Linked DNA regions of Homo sapiens: region 1 is linked to region 2. A link is an interaction called in ENCODE POLR2A ChIA-PET data of the cell type or tissue named here. Cell type or tissue: MCF 10A. All regions are shown on one strand. Links, peaks and the distances in the headings refer to the core of each region. The heading gives the core; the rest is flanking DNA.

Region 1 (4,386 bases), core at 107-4,106, 50 kb after region 2:
ACTGGAGAGAAATCAAACCTTCAAAAGCAACAGCCAACCCTGTGGTGCTCCTGGCTCAGAGGGGCCTCCCTGACAAAGACAGATGCTCAGCCTGCCCCACAGGGCCTTGAACCCCACTCTGAGGCTCATTTTAAAGAGTCCAAAGCATTGTCTGGCTCCCAATCAAGGAAGACCCTGAGCTAAGCTAGTCTCCCACATGGCTCTGCCCTCCTTGGCCCAGCCCTGGCCCCCCAGCTGCAGCATGAGCCCCAGCAGGTGTCTCCAAGCTCTGAGGTCACCTCTGCCCAGCTCCAGGACAAACCCCTGCCACATTCATGGAACACCTCTGGGCACTCGCTGCCCTGCCTGGGGACCTCAGTCTTGAGGCAGCATCAGGAGTGGAGTGGAGGACATGGTGGGGAGCAGGGAACCTGTGGGTCATGAGAGCTCTTAGGGACCCAGAAGGTCCCACGTGCATACCCAACCAAGACCACCTTCCTACGGTCAGGAGACCCCGCAGGACCCTCAAGGGTGGCCAGAGAGGCCTTGATCTTCTGCAGGAAATGAAACAGTCCTGTCCTGGGTTCAAGTTGTGAGCCTGGCCCTTAACCAGCTTCCAGTAGGCCCCTGGTTCGCAACTTCCTTTTCTGAAATTAGTGGGGTCAGGCTGCACAGGGTTTCTGTGAGGAGCAGAGGAGATAAAGCGATCGTCTGGTGGGTATGCCAGACCCTTCTCTCTGTGCCTGAGTCCTCTCGCTGCCCAGCCATCCTGGAGGCAGGTCACCGGCCCCAGAGCCAGGGCAGTGCTCTTTTGTAAGGTGAATAAGAGTCAAACCAAAGTCTGTCGTGGGAAGATTCCTGGCAGGAAGGAGGCCCTCGCATCCCCCTATGATGAGGGCCAGGAGGAACATCTTTCCCAGGTGCCACCAGGACAGAATTCCCTCTTTGATTAACTCTCTCTAGGGGAGGAGGAAACAACCCCTCTCCCCTCGGCCCCCAGCAAACAAGGTTGCGCCAGCCAGGACATACTTCCACAGACTGTAAACCAGGGCCCAACCCACTGCAGAGCAGGGCGTGCTGCGGTGCGGGCAAGGCGACCTCGGCAGCTGGATGGCTTCTTGACAGTTATTGGCAGGGCCTTGCTACTGAGGACGAGCGGGGGAAGGGGAAAAGGAAGAAAGCCAATTTTGTTTCGATTGCTGCTGACAGCTGTCCATAGGAAAGCGGAGGCGTGTGCCCACGTAATCTAAACTCGAGCAGCCCAGGTCTCCCCTCAACCCAGAAATGAGCTTGTTAGAAGAGCCTGGATCCCGGCCGTTTCCCTTGACAGCTTCCTTCCCCTAATACACGCAGCAAATTGGCAACCTGTCCTCGGGCATTTGCATCCTGCGTCCCTGGAGGGAGATATCTCTATTATTCTGTTTTGGATAAAGGAGGCTGTTTGAGATGACAGGTAGCAAAGGCCTCTTTAATAAACCACACAAGCAGCCAGAGAGAGCCAGGCTGTGGAGAGGGACTTGACAAATAGGTAAATTTGCAACCCGGGAGCATAAGCAGGGCCAGTCAGAGCCATGAGCAAGGGAATGTTGGGGCTGAGATAAATCACCCCCTTGTTATTCTGGTTTAACCCTCTCACTGCTGGAGCCTCTGTCCACTCCCACCTCCATGAGGCAGCCTCAGGAAATGGACTTACACATCACTTTCTGGCCACAGACCTGCAAGCTGCAACTTGATTCTCTGAGCTCATCTCCTAGCCATGGTGTGGCAAAACTTCCATGGCAGTCTGCAGATCTTTAACAAATGGCCCCTGCCTTTTCCTCATCTCTATCCCAGTCTCTACTGCGGCTAAATCTGCTGTTTTTTCAATAATCCCAATTTTAAGACAAATAAACATTTACTGAGCACTAATCATGCTCCTCTTGTCTTGCCCCAAGTCACAGAAGCTCATTCCCCTCTCTTGTTTCATTTCCCTTGATGCAACTATTTACTCCATTGTACAAACAGCTTCTTGTTCAATTTTCTCTTTCTGGGCCCAATCTTCTCCCCCTTTCCTTAATCCAAAGGAGCTGGGCCTAGGATTTGGGTTCCCTCCAGTGGCGTGCTGGTAAATGTTTAACAGCCAACTTTCTGAGAAAATAAATAAACACCTGATTTGTAGTGTTTGCCAATTTCTGTGGTGTAAATACTCCCACTTGGCTGGTTTCAAGCTTCCAACGAGATGTCACTGAACTCAGAGATGGGAAGAAATATGCATAATCTGCATGTGAGAGCTGGCTCCAATACCCGACTGATTCTGTTTCTCCTTAGTCCCATCTCCTTCCCCTCAGCCCACAGAAAAACACTTCCAACCCTGAAATTCAGTGAACACACACACACACACAGAAACCTCTTCTGCTGACCCCAGCCATATCCTCCCACAAATGACTCCGCCCAAATGAACAACAAGCCCTTCACCAGTACCACACGGAGAGCTCTTCACCTCTGACATCCCGGATTCAATTCACTGCTCTATCACTTAAGAATATCGCTGTGACTTTGGGTACATTCCATAACCTCTCTGTGCCTTAGTTTCGACACCTCTAATGGAAATCTTAGCTCGTGAGGGAATGTGAGAGTTAAATGAGGCCATGTGTGGCACAGTGCCTGGCACACAGTAGATGCTCAAGAATGTTGGCAATCCTCCTCATCTCTGATCTGAACACAGCAGGATGCTCCCACTTCCTTACCCAAGGGGTTTGCCACAACCCTGCCAAGGGTTGCCCAAGCAGGACCATGGGTTTGTTTGCTTCTCAAGGGCAAATAGATGCAGTTGTGCTTGGGCCCAGGGTAGAGCCATGAATTCCTGCTCACCTCCACTTCCTACAACACCTACTCTCCCAACGTGGCTCTGGTGCATCTGCTCACCATGGCTGTGCATTACAATCACCTGGGAAGCTTGACAAACTACTCATGCCTGAGCTTCCCATCCCCACCCCATTCTGATTGAATACGTCTGGGGTGCTGTCTGAGCATCGGGATTTTTTTATCTCTCCAGCTGATTCTCATGTGCAGTCAGTCAATGTTGAGAACCTGGTGAAGACTGATGTGCAGGACTACTCAAAGTAGCAGCTCAACATGACTGGGAGAGCTCGGCTTTTGCTCCCAGCAGGCTCTGGCCTGAGGCCGCCTTCAGATGCCTTCTTCCTAGTGCCATAACTTCAGGCCAGTGGACCCCTGTGGCATGGACCCACAGATACTATGTTGCAGAGGGGATTCCAACAACCAATGAAGCCCAGGACCAGGGTCTGTAAGAACTCCCTGACCAGGAATTCTGGGGCTTCATGCAACCATCCATGTGTGTCTAGTTCAAATGCCTTGTCCCTTTCCTGTTCCAAGAACCAAGACTGGGCTGTAGTGGTGTGAAAAGCGCTGTGGGGAATTGTGCCTGCCCATCCTACCTGACTCTATGCTATGGCCTCACTTAAGGGCAGCAAACACAAATACAGGAGACTGGGGCTAATTTTCCAACTCAACCAAGAACAAGTCTTCCAGAGTCCTCCCAGGCACTGTTTGGGCAGGTGGCCAAAACACAAAGTGTCCCCTGTGAAAAAGGAAGTGGCATTGTTGGTGTCCCAACATGTTTTCTACAGATTGCTATAGTTCTGTAGATGGTCATCAGGCATACAGGAGGGGCATGCTTAGATTCAAATATATTTGAAGGAAGCTAGATGAGAGAAAGTTAAATCAGTTTCTTTACTGAAGGACTTCTCACAGCCTTTGATATAATAATGTGCATGAGGATTCTCCAAGACAGTAGATAAGATACAGTATTTTCCAAACATATTAGACTATGGAACCCTTTTCCCACGTAGTATCTCCCAGGACCAGCGAGCCACAAAACATATCTGTGAAAGGCTCAAGAATAGCTAAGGTGGGCCGGGCACGGTGGCTCATGCCTGTAATCCCAGCACTTTGGGAGTCCGAGGCAGGCGGATCGTGAGGTCAGGAGATCGAGACCATCCTGGCTAACACGGTGAAACTTCGTCTCTACTAAAAATACAAAAAAATTAGCCAGGCCTAGTGGCATGTGCCTGTAGTCCCAGCTACTCGGGAAGCTGAGGCAGGAGAATCTCTTGAACCCGGAAAGTGGAGGTTGCAGTGAGCCGAGATTGCGCCACTGCACTCTAGCCTGGGTGACAGTGAGACTCTGTCTCCGAAAAAAAAAAAAATAGCTAAGGTGGCTAACACAGGCACTGCCATAGCATCAGCCAGAAGATGAGCCTGCCTGTCCTCCTCCCTACCAAAGGACAGTCACCAAGAGGAGAAGCTGCTCTGGAAGCACAAGGGGAAGACTCTAAGCCCAGGACCCACTCCAGATCCCACAAATAGGTTTTCACAGGCTTGGGCAAAGTGTGGATTATGCAAATA
Region 2 (4,386 bases), core at 68-4,067:
AAAATTTATAAAAACGTGAGGACATAAAAAAATAAGCCAAACCTTCAAAGCCACATTAGCCCTGAGGACATTTTCTGATCTGGAAGAAGTTGGTGGTGACCTTCTAAAATGAGGGGTACAAAAGTCAAAGTGTCAATTCCACCTATGTAAAATGAGCCCATAAAGGGGTTTACTCCCAGCATGAGGGTGAACTACAAATAAACTAGCCCTCTTGTGAGCCTGTAGCTCCTGTTCAAATAACCCGAGAGTTAAATGAATCTCATGTTTAAATTAACAGACAGCACTCCACAGCCCAGAGGAAGCAAATAAAATCCTCTCTGAATGAATTATTTCTAAAATAATTTAGCATTAATGACCAGCACATAGTCAAAAATAACCAGGCACACAAGGAAATAAGACATCATGAATCAAAATACTGAAACAGATTTACATTTCAGATAACAGAATTTTCTCAGAGTCTATTAAAAAAATTATGTTTATGATGTATAAAAAAATAAAAAACAAGGTAGAAAATATCTACAGGGACAACTGCTCTAAGAACCAAGAGATGAACAGGAGTTAACCAGATGGAAAGGAAAAAGAGAGGGATGTAGGAAGAAAGGCATTCCCAGCAAAGAAGCCAATAGTCTCCGCGTTCTATCCCACCATGAGGCCTCTGTATGTCAGATATTAAGAAAGAGGCCAGCATGGATGGAATGTAGAAAACAAGGGGACAGGGAAATAGTGTGGCATTGAAGAACTGAGATAAGCAGAGGGTGGATTCTGATAAGCATTTTGGCCTCTCTCCTGAAAATAATCATTGAATGTTACCATTGAAGGAGCCTTGAAAGGTTTCAAATAGGAGTTGGGCTAGACAAACTTGGATTTTTGGAGAATTCTAGTCTTCTGCTCAGCTCTGAAAGGACCTTCTCCCCTTTTTCTCTGGAAACTCACACAATCCCAAGATCCATACTGAGCCAACACTATTGCCCCATTGAGCAGGTGGTAACACTGAGACCCTGAGAGAGGCAATGACCTGTTTTAAGGGCCCTGTTGAGTAACCTAGGTCTGTTGGGCTTGCTTCATCTGGGGATACAGCATAGAAAAAAAAGTAGGTGGAGAAGTCTTTGTTAGCAGAGTCAACTAGAGGGTCCCATGACCTGAGGCCTGCTTAGACTAAATATCCGTACCCAGATATGGAGTCTCCCAGCACCATGGCCTTGAGTAGTCTGAGCTCCCCAGCAACATGAATCATACAACCTCAGCTGGCAAGGTAGAGCGTGTGTGTGCGCACACACATGCATGTATACATGGAGAAGGAGGGACAGGGTCTAAGAAGAAGGGCCAAGGTTTTCATCCCCAGTGCTGAACTGAGCCCAGACGTGCAGTATGGGTAAGGTTTCTAGGGAACATTTGCAACCCCTATAAATTGGGCCACATTTTATGGGAGGACAAACATACCTGCCTCCCCAGCAGCTCATGAAGCTCCTCCCTCCTCATGCCAGGTGGGAGGCACCGTAGACACATCACCCACCCAGGGCCCAGCCACTCCCACTCATACACCACTCATTTCTCCCAGGCCTTTGTTCCTGCATGTCCAGGAGCTGCCAGCCTTCTCCTTACTCCACAGCAGGCTCCTAGAGGATCCTGGACAAGTCTTGACCCCATCAGGAGCCAATACCCACCCCCATTCCCTGCTCTGAGGCTGCCAGCGGATCGCTACAGGGGAAGCAGGCAGACCACCATTGGCCCAGGCTCCCCAGGCAGTGGTGGGGCCTTTGAGGGGAAAGTTCATTGCATCAATCAGCTCATTGTTGGCCTGCCAAGTGCAGGCTCGTCCTCCCCCGGTGTGTCACTGGGCGCTGTTGACACAGATGTCAACTGTCAAGGGTGCCCTCCACCCTCCACCTTCTTCCTGGGGCGTCCTGCAGGTCCAGCACAAGGGCCTCTGTCGCAATGCTCCCCACTGGCCCCTTGCAACCAAGATTGCCACACCTTTGGAATTGCCAAAACTTGACTGGATACTTCATCATGCGGATTGGCCATGAAGGCTGCAGCTGACTCGGCCAGGTATGGCAGATACTTGACTGTTTGCCAGATGACAAATCCCAACCGAGTGAAACCTGCAGACTTCACAGTATCTATGGTGCAAGCTTCTTCCCGCCCGCCCAACAGAAGTGGCAGGTGGTAGCTTTCTGGGGCCCATTTCCAGCATGGGAAGGAGGAGTCCACATCCCCACAATCTGTGCATATATGGGCCCAGCCAGCCGGTTAAATCCATGGCAATGACTTAGCTGTCCTTGTTCCCTCCAGACCCATCCCACGCCTGCCTCCAGGAAGGGCTGGGGAGCAGTGAGCACATGGGAATCTGTGCAGTGGGACCCAAGGGGCCCTGTCCCGATTCCTGTCCTTCACTAGTCCCTGGGCACCTCAGGATAGAGGGCAGCTACACTGTGGCAACCCTCAGGCGGAAAAGACCACACAATTGCAGGCATGATGAGGAACCACCAAAATCACTTCATGCTAGGCCCCAAGGAAAGCTGTTAGAACCCAAGGAAAAATATATGATGCACAGGATACTTCACTCCCTAGATCACCATGATTCTGAGTTATTTGTCATGTTTGTGGATTCCAAGTATGTCCACATGCCATGGAGGAGGGAAGTACTTGGGCTCCCAATCTTGATGGAGAAAACATACTTACAAAGAGAGAGAAGAGAGACAGAGAGAGAGAGATTACAGCACAAGGTAGGAAGTGTGTCCAGTGAATGGGTCAATGGAAATCACAAGGAAGGAAAATCACTGTGTGCTGGAGTAGACAAGGAAAGCAGGCTTCCCAGTGGGGCTGGATTTGTTCCAGCATAGCCAGGTGCAATCTAGGAAGCGTGATGGCTTAAGCTAGAAAATGGGGACGAGCATACCACTGTGTGAGGATACTGAGCCTGGAACCACAGACTGGCTGAGACTTTCTGGTGCAACCCACCATCGCCACTGTTGTCCAGGTAGGAAGACCAACGCCTGCAGGTGAAGGGACTTCCCCAAGACCACTCAGTCAAGTGGGAACTGGTGCCCAAGCCTGGATCTGAGGTCAGTGCCCCAGCCACCAACAGAGATTGCTGTACATGGCAGAAGATGATGCCCTGGGCCCTTTCTCAGGACATGCTGTTATGCACATGGCTTATGATCCCTTCCCAAGATCAGGCAGGATTTAGTACCTGGAGCCCAATCCTACAGAGCTGTAGCAAGAGGTTGGGGAGAAAAGACAGGAGTTAGGAGCCAGACAGCACCCTGGCCTAGCTCAGGCCAGGATAGGCTGACAGGATAGGGCTTTAGGTCTTCCCATTTTGAAACCTCTGTGAAATAACTATTTTGAAATCTTGCTCAATTTTGAAATTTCTGCAAGATAAAACCAAATCTGGTTGTGATGAGTTGATACCTTGATCATTGGCCTGGTATGTGGTAAACTGTCTCCCCTGTCCTCATGACCTTGGGGGCTGGCTCTATGAGCCCTACACTGTAGCCTGTCAGCAGGACAGGACCTGGCACAGTGTGGGTCTCTGCCCTGGGAAAATGCTGCCAGTGGGAGTCAGCTGCCTGGCATAACAGAGGAGACACACCTGGACTCCCTCCTCAATGCTCGAGCTCCAGGCCCTGTGTCTATCATGAGGCTGTGGCACATATTAGTATACGATGGACACGTGTTGCCCTTGTGGTCCCAATACCAATTCTAAAAATCATCCAAGCACCTACGGTTTACCTGCCAAATGCCGTCAAGTCCACGGTTTCCTCCTTCCAAAAAGCTCCACCAGTTGAACCAAGGCATTGCTTGGGAAGAACTCTGAGCTGCGCAGACCACAGCCTTGGCCCATGACCCAGGACAATCTTAAAAGAGGCCCAGGGCCCAAAGAAGCTAATTGGCTTGCTTTTCCACTGAAGGGAACAGGTACCCTGGACGCTCCCACAGCCAACCACATAGAGACCATGTGGGAAGCTCCTGGTTTGATGGAAGCCACTGACTTTTCTTTCTAGAAAGTCCTTCAGAGAGCACATCTTCTCACCCCCACCTCATCATACCTTGAATATGGGGCTGCTGCAGTGAAGAATATCCCAGAAGGCCAGCCTATTTTTTAAGTCAACATTTCTTCCCTGGGACAGAACAACCAATGAGGCCAAGATGAGGATCTACACAGGTGAAGTGGTCAAGAGTACCCAGGGCTGGTATAGATGACGTGGAAGTAGCAGTGGTAGGTCCACCATAAGATGCCTCAGTTGACAGAGCTTTATCTTTCTTTCCCACCCGGATAGAAATTCAGTCCTTTTCCACTGCAGCAGAACATACAACCCTGCTGGTTATGCAACTCAGGTCATGATTCAAGTTCTGTGTGCATTGGGCAGTTTAGTCATGTTT

What was found. Peaks named below come from ENCODE experiments on the same cell type or tissue, not always from the same donor. Only the 100,000 strongest peaks of a DNase experiment are listed, where the experiment ranks them.
Region 1: POLR2A ChIA-PET joins it to region 2 with 5 read pairs; 5 of 35 experiments call an interaction of 5 or more read pairs at or near these places.

What each region holds. Positions count from the first base shown.
Region 1 is chr5:135,104,083-135,108,468 of GRCh38, reverse strand. The region is part of intron 2 of PITX1-AS1 (PITX1 antisense RNA 1); the gene reads right to left. Among named protein-coding and RNA genes, the nearest start is that of EPIST, 66 kb to the right of the region's middle. In MCF 10A, for the core only: no CTCF peak of the experiment used is centred there; a DNase peak (open chromatin) is centred at 1,688.
Region 2 is chr5:135,154,469-135,158,854 of GRCh38, reverse strand. All of the region lies in intron 2 of PITX1-AS1 (PITX1 antisense RNA 1), which reads right to left. Among named protein-coding and RNA genes, the nearest start is that of LINC02900, 92 kb to the left of the region's middle. In MCF 10A, for the core only: no CTCF peak of the experiment used is centred there; DNase peaks (open chromatin) are centred at 1,554 and 2,024.